2 separate regions of the Mus musculus genome follow, and region 2 is linked to region 1. A link is a loop called in an ENCODE intact Hi-C map of the cell type or tissue named here. Cell type or tissue: heart. All regions are shown on one strand. Each heading gives the region's core, and the rest is flanking DNA. Links, peaks and the distances in the headings are about the cores only.

The links. Hi-C counts contacts between places; a loop is a spot of excess contacts. Peaks named below come from ENCODE experiments on the same cell type or tissue, not always from the same donor. Only the 100,000 strongest peaks of a DNase experiment are listed, where the experiment ranks them.
Region 2: a loop joins it to region 1, with 2.4 times the contacts of the local background. A loop is called at or near these places in 2 of 42 quality-filtered maps.

What each region holds. Positions count from the first base shown.
Region 1 is chr10:23,073,289-23,080,834 of GRCm38, reverse strand. No RefSeq gene overlaps it. Among named protein-coding and RNA genes, the nearest start is that of Gm35179, 74 kb to the right of the region's middle. In heart, for the core only: no CTCF peak of the experiment used is centred there; a DNase peak (open chromatin) is centred at 3,604; H3K4me3 peaks cover 476 bases.
Region 2 is chr10:22,883,460-22,891,005 of GRCm38, reverse strand. No RefSeq gene overlaps it. Among named protein-coding and RNA genes, the nearest start is that of Gm46217, 34 kb to the right of the region's middle. In heart, for the core only: no CTCF peak of the experiment used is centred there; a DNase peak (open chromatin) is centred at 3,285.

The DNA.
Region 1 (7,546 bases), core at 2,036-6,035:
AAGGCATCCTCCAAGTCAGCTTCCACTGAAGTCCAGCCCTCCCCTCAGCCAAACCTGGACACGCCACGCTCAGTCTTGCAAAATAGAATTAAATAGGGTTCACGTAAATGAAACTCAAAAAGCCACAGCAACAAGAAGTCGCTACAGAGTATCTCTCTGGGCCTGGGGATATGAACTTGGGGTAGATGGCTTGAAGGATGGCACAGGGGCCTGGAACAAAGAGAGCAAAAACATGTTACATGAAAATAATTATTTATTTATTTCTCTTTTTTCCTTCTTTTATTTATGAAAATCTAACTTTCCCTGATATCTCAGCATTGATAAGGAAGATTGATGCTCTGGCATCAATTAAAGTATTACCGACCTTAATTTTTCTTCTAACACTCTTGAAACCTTATCAGAAACATAATAGGCCCTGTGTCCATAAAACCCACTCTGAAAGGTAAGCTATAACCACTACCTCTTATTTTTAAAATTAGATATTTTCTTTATTTACATTTCAAATATTATTCCCTTTCCTAGTTTCCCTTCCAAAACCCCCCTATCCCCTCCCCCCATCCCCTGCTCCTGAACCCACCCACTCCCATTCCTGGCCCTGGCATTCCCCTATACTGGGGCATTGAGCCTTCACAGGACCAAGGGCCTCTCCTCCCATTGATGACCAACTAGGCCATCCTCTGCTACATATGCAGCTAGAGCCACAAGTTCCACCATGTGTTTTCTTTGATTGGTGGTATAGGTCCAAGGAGCTCTGGGGGTACTAGTTAGTTCATATTGATGTTCCTCCTGTGGGGCTTCAGTCCCCTTCAGCTCCCTGGATATTTCTCTGGCTCCTTAATTGGGGTGGGTCCTTGTGCTCCATCCAATGGATGACTGTGAGCATCCACTTCTGTATTTGCCAGGCATTGGCAGAGCCTCGCAGAAGACAGCTATATCAGGCTCCTGTCAGCAGGCTCTTATTGGCATCTGCCTAGTGTCTGGGTTTGGTGGTTGTTTATGGCGTGAATCCCCAAGTGGAACAATCTCTGGATTATCTGTATCCACACTTTGGTCTTCCTTCTTCTCCAATTTCATGTGTTTTGCAAATTGTATCTTGAGTATTCTAAGTTTCTGGGCTAATATCCACTTATAAGTGAGTGCATATCATGTGTGTTCTTTTGTGACTGGGTTGCCTCACTCAGGATGATATCCTTCAGATACATCCATTTGTGTAAGAATTTTATAAATTCATTGTTTTTAATAGTTGAGTAGTACTCCATTGTGTAAATGTACCACATTTTCTGTATCCATTTCTCTGTTGAGGGACATCTGGGTTCTTTCCAGCTTCTGGCTACTATAAATAAGGCTGCTATGAACATAATGGAGCATGTGTCCTTATTACCGGTTGGAACATCTTCTGGGTATATGCCCAGGAGAGGTATTGCTGGGTCTTCCAGTAGTACTATGTCCAATTTCCTGAGGAATCGCCAAACTGATTTCCAGAGTATTTGTACCAGCTTGCAATCCCACCAGCAATGGAGGAGTGTTTCTCTTTCTCCACATCCTCGCCAGCATCTGCTGTCGCCTGAGTTTTTGATCATAGCCATTCTGACTGGTGTGAGGTGGAATCTCAGGGTTGTTTTGATTTGCATTTCCCTGATGACTAAGGATGTTGAACATTTTTTCAGGTGCTTCTCGGCCATTCATAACCACTACTTCTACCTCCTCCTCAAAACAAGTTTAAAAGCTAATACAATATTCAGAAATTATTCTATGTATTGCAAACCACAATTCACTCAAAATCATTCAGATAGTTACAGAGATTTTAGCTATAAAGAATTCTCAAGTCTTAAAACATTTAAAATAACTTTAGGAGATTTCAAAATTTTAGAAGATAATCTACTGAATTGAAGTACTTATGACTGCTTGTCATTAACACAGCACAATTTGGAAAGCCAAATAAACCAAATCTGTTCAAAGATTTGAGAATAACATAGTCATAATTCCTACAGATAATGCCACAATATTACAGCTAAGACATCTCACATCAATACACAGTGGCCTACAAGCCAATTTAATCAAAATTTCTACTTCAAAGGAGAACTGTGTTTAGGATAACATGGTAGAAACTATAAGAACACTGGAAGTTTGCTCAGTTTCTAGTCAAGAACACATTTCGTGATTATCATCCAACCACCTGAATTGTATTTTCTTCACTGGAACCAACACATTTACAAAGGACAAAGAATATTAGGAAATAAACATGTGAATGCATCCGTCCTCATCACCAAACAGTGCGACTATGAAATGTAAGCAAACTAAAACTATTTAGAAATCAACGAACTATCTAATTTTACTTGAGGACATTATGAAACTTGAATGAGTGCATATTGGTGATTTTAATAAACACTGGAGCCATTATGAAAAGTAGTTTTTCCTAAGAGTCTAATTCTCTGACTCAGCATCTCCAAGGCAAACGCTCAGGGCCTGGAAGAACAAAGGCTAGCCAGTAACGGATGCACCACTTGGTCCTCCTATCGCTACACTCTGATACTCAGATACGTATGTTCATCTGTGCATGTACATGTTTATATGTGCCCTCCATGAACATAACAATGGAGAGGCAACAACCAAGCTTTAGATTGGCAATATTCTACAAAACTATATATATAACTACTGAAAAAAAAAAAAAAGACAAAGAACCAAGTGGATGATGTGCCCTGCACTTATAGAAGGATACGTGTAGGGAAAGCCTAGAAAGAGATGAGAGGGCAAAACTACCTTACTATTGTATGTAATGATTCCCGTTATTTTTCACTGAGTTTATATAATAATTAGAAATCCTTCTTAAGTGGGAAAATCAAATCTTTTTCCTAAAAAGCAGTATACAGTTTGGTGTGTCTTTCCCACACAATTTTGAAAACTCCCATATAGTTAACTCAAATATGCAGAGTTGGAGAAATTTCAGTTTTCAAAGAAAGACCTCTCAAGTTTCAAAATACATTAAATAATTTAAAATAAGGTTGTTGGGTTTTTTTGTATTTTTTTTTGTTTTTGTTTTTTGTGTTTTGTTTTGTTTTCGTCACAAACTAGGTTCCATAAACTTACTGCCTGACTTTTTAACTTGAAGTTAAATTCTTTGGGGAAGTGGTTTAGCATTAAATCTCTCTTGTTGCTTACCAACCATCTCTGTCCTTTCTTTTGGTTTCACTTTGTTGGCTGTTGTTGTTGTTGTTGTTGTTGTTATATCTCTAATTCATTTTATCATCATTTTATCAACATTCTAGGGTCTCAGGAATTTGAAAATGCTAGGAAAACAGATTCAGAACTGCATTAAAACTGGTAAAAACAGGTTTGTAAATAAAAGACATTTTGACCATTCTGAGAGTTTCCTTGAATCATCTTGGTTTCCCTTATTTATACTAAGATTAGTTTAATAATTCTTTTAACTTGGAAAAAAATCTTCTGTTTCTTCTCTCTGTGAACCAGAAAGATTGGCTTCCCTGAGGAATGTGAAGACACGGTTAGTTTATTGTGTTTAAAAGAGACTTAGGGAGGAGCCGATAAAGCCGCCTTACATCGCGAGAACAGTGTTGAAATCAACCCTGGCTACACAGAGACGCGGCCGGGACCTGGACACACAGGAAATGCCCTTTTACTAAGGTTCTCCAGCCGGACAGAGCATCTGCCTTTAGTAGAAAGGGGGTGGGCAAGGTGGACTTCACCGTGGCCATGACCTTCTGAATTTGAGAAAGGAAAATGGATTTCAGTGGAAAGGCAATCCAAGTTCTGCTTTCTGTCTTTTCTACCTCCTGTTTTGTTTTGCGTTCGTTCCCCCGTCTCCCCTTAATAACAGCAATGGAGAAGGCCCTTTCGTAACAGGCAATAAACCTCGGTCCAGGTTACCAAGGAAATGAAGGCTGCAATGCACGGATGTATTTGGCAGCAGAGCCTTGGGAAGAGCCCACGGGGCTCTGGAGATGGAAGCAGGCTGAGACTGGCTGGGGACGAACCAGGACTTTCTCCTTCCCAGTCTCAGTCCACCCACGTGAGAGGAAACACCTACCTTCGTCTCTTTTCTCAGTATCCCAGCCCACGGTTTACAATTTTGACACATCCAAATATACAAAGTTAGGTTATAGATTTATCAGTAAAAGGCATAGCTTTCAAATCCAAGTATTATTCTCTTGTTTAGTTCCTTGAGTTTGCTCTATTATCTGTAACTTAATCTAAATTCACACTTATTGTCCTTGAAAGTGACTTTTTCTCTAATGCCTTATTCTCTTTTCGTAGAACAGAATAGAATAGAAGGCACATTATCTGGAAGAATGTTCGTGAATAAAGATGCTATATGAAGGGGGTTTCCAGCATCTGAAACTGGTATTTATATTTCATTGTTTTACAATATGCTGACATGAAAATTGTTTTCTTTTCTTCCTGTAATATATTATGTAGTATTTCTGGCATACAAATATGGGTGGATACCATCCATCTTAAGAAATTAAAATTTTGCTGTTTGAATTAAAGACTCTGTTATATACCTGTACTTGCTCAAATCCTTTCCCCCAGTGATTATCACTCTCTCCCCCGGGGTTCATCCTTATCAACCCTTTGATGCACTTTCACTGATCAGAATATTTGCACCTGTGTGGTTCATCCAGTAAGCAGAAAAAATGAATGGGCCTGATGATCTTAGCCCATATGAAGGCAGAAGCAGAGGTAAAGGCTGGATCATGGGGCAACTTTAAGCTTCATGGCCCCTTAGTGAGTCCCTGGTTTGTTTTTTTAATTTAAGTAAGAAGGCTGGCCATGTACCATGTAGAGCTTAGCTCCTGAGAGGCCTTGAGTTTAGTCCTCAGAATCAGTGGGAATTGGTGACGTTGGTAAAGAAAAATCAATACAATAAAAAGTTCCTTCAAAAGATTAATAAAATTGGCAAACCTTCCCAATGCCAGCAAAGAAAAGGACAACATCATTTCCGAAATTAAGAATCAAATTTCGTGATACTCATGGTTCAGTGCCTTGCTCAGCCGTCATCGTCATCGGGAAGCTTTGTCCTGCAGCAGACAGGAACAAATGCTGAGACGCACAGTCAGACTACACAGAGTGGGCGACCTGGGAACGCACAGCTCTAAGTGGAACCTCTTCAGCAAATCCCTCCCACCCGGGCTCAGGGAACCTCACCGAAAGGAGGCAGAAGGAGTTTCTAGTTTGATGATTTTATGGGATTCCTGAGTCTGTGAACAATGGGTCTCTGGTTCTCGAACCTTATCTTTGGCTCTTTTCCTTTTATTGGTTTGTCCTATCTAACTTTGAGATAATAGTTTCTGTTATCTTTAAAAGAAAAAGTGAAAATAAACGCAAAGATGCGATCTTATTGAGTTTGATTTTGCTGTATATTGTAATGCCAACTGTGGGATCCCAAGACCTGGTTGCCCCAGAGACCCAAGTGATCCTATGTGACCTAGCCCCCAAGTCATTTTTGATTGGTAAATAAAGATGCTGATAGCCAATAACTGGGCAGAAGAGACACAGGTGGAGTTTAGGATTCCTGGACTAGCGGTCAAAGGAGAACCATGAGAAGCAGGAGAAGGTGAAGGAGGAAGAGAGAGATGCCATGGGGTAGGCGAGCTCATGAGAACATGGCCTTGAAGGCTGACCAATGGGAGTGCAGAGCAGCCCAGATCAAACATTGTAAGAAATAACCAGAGGTTATTGACAGAAAAATAGATTTCAATAACACAGAGTATAGATATCTGCCCAGCTCTTGTGCTGTGTAAGGCTTACTATAAATAATACAAATTGCATGTGTTTTATCCAAGACCTACATAATCAATGGCAGGATAGAAACCCTGGATTAAAATTAAAATTTTCCACAACACTATCCCTATAGAGCTCGTAGATTAAAAATAATAATAATAATAATAAAGTAGCAGGGAAGTGTGTGGATGATGCTGTGTGTACAGATGCCACACTTGGGGGACAGGATCCCTTGGGAACTTCATATACTACCCAGATGACCTAAATCAAATTGTTTTCATAACTGTTAAATACATACAACTCAGTTTTAACTTTTTAAAAAGAAATTTTCCAATTTATATAATTTTACTCATGGATTCTAGAAAACATTGGGAAGAAATGCACCGGTCCCACCCACTCTCTTTCGAGAGTAAAAGAACCCCACACTCACCAGTGTTAATGCAGATAAGCCTTGGAGCATCTATCTGCAAAGCACAAAACTAACACTAGCTTTGATTCAGCTGCAACAACAACAAAAAAATGCCTCCCATGTGAGTCATTTCTTTGGATTATAGTTAAATATGAGTTGGTTTTGTACTTTCATTCAGGAACTTTATTGCTACATGGCAGACTTATTACCTCGACATATATTTTTAGATTCAAGGTGGGAGGCTCATATCTTGTAAAGCAGTAACTCACAGGGGCTTACAGACCTGTAGTCTGGTGTGAAGGAGGACAGTCTGCATGAAGGCTTTTACAAAAGCCCAAAGGATGATGGGACTTCTACTCCAGAAGGATGAGATAAGCGTACTCCCTCCTATTTCTCCTCCTACACAGGAATAACACAGACCCCTGAGAATTCTGCTAAAGCAAGACTAGAAGTCTGTGCAAGAGGTAGGTGACTCAGAGAGCCTGGGTCCTGAGGATGGGTTCAGTGGTAGGTTACTGTTTATTTGTTTGCTTGCTTGTTTGTTTGTTTTTCTTCTCCAAGTGGAAGCTGTAAAAATGAAATATTCCAAAGGGCACTGGCAGAAAAATCAAGATAGATGGGAACAGATAATAGCTAGGCTGGCAAGATAAAACTGGGTCATTAATAACTACCCTCCTATACATACACACCCTGATAGCCACATGTCCATTCCCTATGTCTGTAAGATTAATAATGAATGTATACTTTCCAGTCCTACTGTAACAAGATGCCCCAATTTCCTCTCTACTGCCACCTGCATCCCTTCTTTGGTGGCATCATTAGCTGCCTAGGGGGCTGGGTCTTTGATCCTTGCTAGAAAGTCACAAGAGGACCTTGGACCTTTACTTTTAATGACTCTGACCATCACCCAGTCCCACCCTAACCCCTGTGGTGTGAGGAAAGAAGAGGCAAGGCAGAGAATTAGGGCTTTTACTCCTACCAGCGATAGTGAGGCCTGACTCTGACCTCTCTGTGTCATTGTGGATCATGTGATGAACCACAGCCAAGGACTCCTAGACCTTCTGGTCAGAAAGCGGGTGGCAGAAGTCCAATAGCCACATGTCTATAAAACTGTTACCTTGATAAGTAGGAAGATCTCTGAGTAAATGTAAAAGATGATTGGAAGTATTAAATTCACTTAACAGAGGGTTTTAAATATCCCCAAGGAAAAGTTCTAAACATAAAATCCAAAGTGTTAGAACTCACAGGAACAGAGGATATCGGAAAGAACCCTTTGAATTTTTAGTTGTTAACAGAGCTAAGTTCTAAAAGAATCCATAGGTTTAATTTCATTTATATAACATTCTGAAAGGTTAGTGTTCTAGAAATGAAAGACAGATTAATAATTGACAGATTTTA
Region 2 (7,546 bases), core at 1,163-5,162, 190 kb after region 1:
AAAAAAGTACACTCACTGTTATAACATTTTTAATTGCTTTTTGCTTTTGTGATACATCTCAAGGAGGAACATTCATCAAGTCCCTTTGGCTTTGAGGGTACAAAGAGCAGACAAAGTTTACTCGATCCCACACCTGTTAATCATCAGAATTTCTTGAAAAGGTTTGTGTAAATAATCAGAAATGAATCTCACTCCAGGCTTTCAATATCACCCACCATTCACTGCAGGCTGAACACCCCACACACATACACACACTTGTTCCTCCTTCACCACCCTTTCCTCTCTCTATGTTGGAACTTTTGGTTTGATATTTCTTTTAGGCCAGTGTCTCAGCTATTACAAAATACCTAATAGAAGCAACTTAAGTGGGGACAACTTATTCTGGCTCACAGTTGCAAATGTTCAGTCTATCGTAGCAGGGAAGGCACGACACAGGGCTTAGTTCATGGAGGTGGGATCCTGGAACAGCTGCTTTGGGTATGATGCCCCCTCCCACCATGAAGCAGAGAGTTCATGCCACAAATAAGGCACAACCCTCAGAAATTGTCATAGTTGCCCCTATCCATACACCCACAGAGCAGCTCCTTCTTCCAGCCAGTCTCCAACTCCCAAAGGATTACTCTCATTCTAAACAGTGCCAACAGCTTGAGACCAAGTTTTCAACAGCATGAGCCAGCAAAGGATATCTCATACCCAAAACCTTAACACTCCTCCAGCCAATGGGTCCTGCACAGCTCCTGAGCACAGAGATGATGAATGCCACCCACTTTACCTATTCATAAAACTTTCCACAAAGCTTAGAGCCTAGTGTGTGTTCCGCAGACATGGAAGGAAAAGGGACTGGGTAAAGTAGCTGACAGAAATGTCCACAGTGGATGCAGAAATCTTTATTTATAAGCAGCTCTACATGAGATTTTGAAGAACTTACTAGATTTCTACAAAGTGATTTCCCAGTAAGGGGAAACTCTTGGGATTGTTGATGTGGACACAGGAGCAGCTTCCTGAAGATGTGATTGGGACCAACTCAGGATGTGCCCATCCTATACATCCCAGTGCTTCAATCACCACTTTGATGGTCTTCATAATGTTACCTTTGGATGTGTGCTTTCTAGGTCTTATCTGAGGAGACAATGTAGGATGAGCCAGCAGTTGACACCTCTTAATCTCCAAACATACCATTATCCCATAGCAAATTACCAGTTGTTTGTATTCGTGACTCTGTCCAGCAATTACTGCTGCCCTCATCCTTGGCAAGACTTGTGTCTAGATGTAGGAAGGACGGAGGGCCCTCTCTAACAATGAAGTCTTCGGTGTGTTTGCACAAGTATCCCCTAGCAATGAATATTCACATTTTCAGTTTTCAATGGGCAAAGAAAGTCTGTCAATAGACAGGAAACAAGAGATAGTTTACCAGAGAGATTGTTGGATTACTTATTGATCAAGAGTGAAGAATTACTTAGAAAGTCACAGGTGGTTCAAAATAAGCTATATCACCAAAAAGCCCACTAGAGCATGGGCGTATCCTTGTAGCTCCAGTAGGACTTGCAGACAGCTCAGCATGGAAGAGAGGATTTTTTCCTACAGTAATTGTTACTACTTATAAAACCTTAAGGAGAGGGACTTATGAATCTTGTAGGATTCTTCCTGAACATTCCTTGAGGAATAAATGTTTTGATTCCAAAGCAATTCATGGGCATTTAGGGCCCTTTTCCCTGTCTACCAGCTATGCTATTTAGCTTGAAGCTTCTCAAAAGGGATTGCTTATCTCTGAAGAGAGGAACAGTAACCTAACCAAGTGGCCTCCCTTTTCACAGAACTTTCATCCAGTCACGTATTTCTTTATCTTGCCTTTGATTCCAGTTGCTGAACTCCAGCTGGAAATATTGACTCTAACCTTCTGCCATATGTGTACACACCTACTGGTATGTCCTTCAGCAAGGCACCCAGCAGCCACTTTCTGCCCAGTGTGAGCAATCTACAAAACAGTAGCAATTTGCAAATTTGTGGTGATCATGACTAGTCCATGGGCCTTACAAGAGGCATATGACTTCCTCTCATCAAAGAATCAGAATGCAGATGCAGGGCTTTCCATTTCTGGATAATTTTACAGCTTATCATTTATTATATTACAAGACCTGCACTGTCCTTAACTGAATAAAACATAAAAAGGTAATGAAAACTCTGAAGTAGGAGTTGTGCAAGATGTGTTTGTCTTAAAAGATATATGTCTATGTGGCAGACTAGCTCAGCAAAGTCTTCATGAAGCTTGGGTAGAGAGATCATATCCTTGTAAATCCACCACCACCTTTGGGTTAAGTGAATGACCAGAGAAGATCCTAATTTTCTATAGCTACCTCCTCATATACAATGCTTTCTAACTCTTCTTGGGACAAATCTTTAATAATGACAGAGAAGCAGTCACCAGGAAGAAAATGAGTCATGGCCAAGCAGATTATATTTATTTATATTTTGGGTGTGAACCTTCTTTGAGCAACACTTGAGCTTCCAAAAGCAGAAAACTTCTTAAAGAAGTTCAAACGATTTCATACAAACCTTAAGTGGCATCCACAATTCTTACAAAGAAGTAGTTATTGTGAGTTGTATCAACTAAAGTGCAAAACATGAAGAGATTTCATACCTATCCCTCATTACTGTCTTGGAAGACCATCTGACCAATGGAAACCAACTAAACATGGATTTTATAGTTCACGAGATGCTAGTAATGATTTTTTAAAAATGAAAAGACAATCATCTGGGACTGGGGTTGGCAAACGATTGCCATTGTGGCTACAATTCCATAGATGCCTCTGTATACTCTATATAGAATGAGAACATGGCGGGGAGGGGAGTCCTGATCCACAAGCATATTATCCTTTGTGTTAAATAGTGTATGGATTGCTATTATGAAAAATACTGCATTCTCAACGCATTTTTATGAAATAGAAAGTATAAAGCATCCATTTGACATTTGAAAGTTAGTGTGAAAGAATGCCATAGGTACCTTTTTTTAAATCAACGATTCTTAGAAAAAGGATGTAAGTAGAGGATTAAGATATATTGAACATATACAAATCACACCATTAGTTTTACTAAACTTAAGGAATAGATTAGAGATGGGTGTAAGCTTTTTTTATTTAAGACACCAGCTTCAATGCTTGAGAATTCTAGTTGACAATAGGTGAAATAATGACTCGGGGAAAGAGGACAGTTGCAAACGAAAGGATGAGACCCATGGCCTTAGCAGAGGCCAGCATCATCCCAAGGGAGGCTGACAAATCTGCTGGCGCCGAGATGAAGTCATCTCTTCTGAAAGCTGCTACTTCCTCAAGAGAATAACAAGTGAGGTCAGCAGCGGATACTGATGAATAGAAGGTGGAGCTAGATGTTTGGTGACAGAGGGGATGATAAAGGCTCGCCTTCCCAGAGATGAGGAAAGAAAATCTTGGTCCAGGGCAGTGCAGGCAGTCTAATTACCATTCTTCCTTCTCTCATTCAATGGCTCATAGCCCATCCTGGCAACAGAGCTTCCAGGTCCTTAAGAACATGAGTTTTTAGAGCACCCACGGATGTTCGGAATTGAGATGTGCCTTGCATCACATGCAATGAACGCTCCTTTTTTTCCTAGCTTGGAGGATGTTGCACTGATATTCTGAGTAGCAAATACAAAAATCCGAGGAAAAGAGAATCAGATTCTCTATTTCTGTGGTGAAATGTGATTAGCCAACATCCTTCCTTCCCACGAGTGCCTTAGTTAGGTTTCTAGTGCTGCAACAAAACAGCATGACTAAAAAGCAATATGTAGGTTTATTCATCTTACACTTCTATACCACTGTTCATCACTGAAGGAAGTAAGGATCGGAATTCCAACAGGGAAGGATCTTGGGGGCAGGAGCTGATGCAGAAGCCATGGAGGGGTGCTGCTTACTGGCTTGCTTCCCAGGGCTTATTCAACCTGCTTTCTTATCGAATCCAGGACTACCAGCCCAGGGATGGCACCGCTGACCATTGATTGGCCCCTCCCCCCGTTGATCACTAATTGAGAAAATGCCCTACAACTGGATTTCATGAAGGCATTTCCTCAGCTGAGGCTCTTTTCTCTTTGAAGACTGTTGCTTGTGTCACATTGACACATAAAAGCATCCAGGTCAGGGAGAATTCTCTTTCTGTGTGGAACTGACCACAAATATGAAGGGTATGAAATGTCCATTGTGGTAGCACCATGTATTGAATACTCAACTTTCAGGTATCTCCTTTCAGCTATAGGAGTCTCTTGATTAGGCATGTCTTAATGTCCAATGTTGGCTTGACTCTCCAAAAAGAAAATGTGTATTTGAAGCTATTTAAGGAACTCAGCCCCATCATACATACTCTTGAAAGCTTTGGGATCCCTTAAAGGGATCACCCAAAGGGTTCTTGCAGAACTTAGCACATCATATTTACTTAGATTCACAATTAGGTCTTATACCTAAAGCCAGTCACCTAAACAAATCTAAAAAAGCAGAGACTAATGTCTAGAGGCTGACAAGATGGCTCAGAGATTAAGAGCACTGGCTGCTCTTCCAGTGGTCCTGAGTTCAATTTCCAGCAACTATTTGATAGCTTACAACCATCTCTAATGAGTTCTGCTGGCATCTTTTGGCATGCAGGTGTACATGCAGATAGAGCACTCGTATACATAAGTTAAATAAATTAATAAATCTAAAAATAATACTATTATTATTAATGTCATTTACATTCTTTTATTTGGCAGCTTTGAAATAAACCAATGTCCATTATTTCATTATTTATGTGAGAACATAGTTTTCAGGGGAAATCTTCCTGCTTTAAATAATAAACAAATGAGATATTCTTCTATCAGGAGATAAAGGCAATGTGGTTTGGTGCTTAGCCTGCCTACCGTCAGCAAGACTCTGATATTTGATGCTGTGCAAAGGAACTATGAGAAGAGGGAGGGCTGAGGTCAAGAAGAGGGCTGGGGGAAGTACACAGTGACCCAGTGAGGGAGTTGGGGGAAGAGAGCAAAGGCCCAAAAAGAGCAATTATAAAGACAGGGTGAAATACTGAAGGTCCCAAAATGTGCTCCGCATTGTCTGTGAATAATTTTCTTACTCACCTGCCCCCTCTGTAACTTAGCATCATGAAGTGGGAGAAAGTCCTGGAACCTGTTTTACACATTGACTCAGACGGAAGCCAACAGATCCTACCATCCCATCGGCGAAGTCTCGTGTTCTCCCTTTGGAACCATGATAAACTTGTGTATGTCATTTGTCAGTTTTCCAGTTGAGTTTCTCACTGAATCTATTATCTTCATGATGGGGCCAAGCTGTCCCAAGCATTGAATAGTCACACAAGCAAAGGATGTGACTGATAACAAAGCATGATTTCACTTACTTCATTGCAAACTAAGTAAAGCAGTTATTCTAGCTTTAAAACAAAATATCCATAAACCATTGTGGATATGTTGGTTTAACATCTTTGAGAAACAGAGTGCGTGTTCTACATCTCCTGGTAACAAATGGAACTTTCTCTAAAGAATATCATGCACCCTGGTGTGGTGTGGGCAAGATCTGGAGCGAGTCATTGTGGCTGGAAATTCTTCTATACCCAGCTCTCTGAGCTGCTACAAGGGCAGATGAGAGCAGCTAGAGAGACAGACTTCCAACCTCACCCTTATGTGAAGAACAAGCCTGTATCTGCTGATGTTAGCTGCTGTGCTCCTCCATCATGGGAGCGGTTTCTTCAGTGGCCATTGAAAATAACAAATAGAAAGTCCAAAACATCAGCACTTCGGGAGCCATGGACATAAAACTCCTAAGCTGTCCTGTCTCTCCCTGGGGCTGCAATGAGTAGGACAGCGCTGGTGAACTGTGCAGAAAGCTCACAGGCGATCTAGGAGCTATCAGCAGAAGATGTTTGGGGAAGACAGAACACTCTCTTATAGGAGAGGCAATGCTCACAGCCACTGAGTTAAAGGGCTCTAGACAAGAAGGTGAAGTAAAATATGCTCTTTATATTTGATACCTTTAAAATGCAGAAAAGTTCATTCCCTTGCTATAGAACCTTAGGAAATAAGTTCTATAACTTTATAAATAACTTCTCCACTGTATTGAAAAAAGAGTAGGCCAGGGGCTGAGGAGCAGATCTGTGGGAAAGAGCATTTGCCATGCAAGCAAAAGGATCTGAATTAAATACCCAGCCTCCATGTGGAAGTCCACCATGGCTGTGCATGCCTGTAATCCCAGAATTCACTGAAAGAGTCAAATGGTCCCCAGAGCTTGATGCCTAGTCAACCTCGCTGCCACAACAGTGAACTTCAACATATAAGGTGGCAAGTGATAGAGAAAAACACCCGAAGTCCCACCGTCCTCCTCCAGCTGCAGGTCCATGCATAGACACATGCACGCACTACAGGAAATATGTGTGCTCACACGTGCGCACGCACACACACACACACACACACACACACACACACACTAAAAAAATAGAGCAAACCCTTTAATGTATTAGCACAAATTGCTCTATCATGGTATTAAATCTGTTTTCTTCTTCCTAAGGGGGGTAAAAAAAAACCAATGCTTTACATTGTGAGCTCTTAAAAACTTAATTGAAGAATTCTGAAAAAACATGAAAATACATTGCATTATCTCCAACCACACTCTTTAGTAACAACAGTAAACCATCTCTCTTGATGGGGACATTGTTGAAAACTTGTATAAGTTCCCTAGAGAAGCTTGGTTCCGTGAACAATTCAACATTGTGAAAGTGTTAAACTCATTTCATACATATTTACTCACTTGCACAAAATATGAAATCTTTAAATTAAGCTAAAAATTATGCTAACAGTCCATTGGTGTGTGCTTGGCTTACTGGGAAATGCTTTCCCTGCGTAATCTCATGTGCTAGTCACTATAATCTCATGAGTGGGAAATTCTTCTGTTTTATTGATAAGGTGACAAAAGATAAAAAGAAATAGTTAAATTAGTCATGTTACTGGCCTTGGTTGTGGTTCTGTATTTAAATGCCATGTCTTAGTTATACTAATACATTGCCTAGCATAACATAATACTGTAAGTGAGTGCCAAAATAGAAAAGTACAATAATATTATAAAAATAGTGGAAAAACAGAAAAACGGTTTGTCCATAGTGTCATCTGTCCTGCATTTGAGCTGCACATGAGTCTTGACACTCCGGAGTCATCTGCCTGGTAGTAGACATAGGTTGCTGTGGTCAGCATCTAGTGAGATCACTTCTGTGTGTTTTCCCAGCCCCCTGGTGTGTTTCTCCCTCCTGTTCCTACTTGCCATAGCTGATTGGCCTGGAGTTAAATGTTCCTCCAATCTGAACCCATCAGGTTCCTCCTGAGAGAAAAAAGGTCAAAAGAGAGATAGCCAGTGTTTCCTCCAAGGAACTTAAATCAAATATATCCTGAATGAAAAGGTGAGCAAGTTATGAAATAGAAAAAAAAAAACAGATGAGGAGACATAACAATTTGAGGGTACTGGTGTCATGAAATACCCCTTATCCTCACAATGATTCCTGCTGCTGT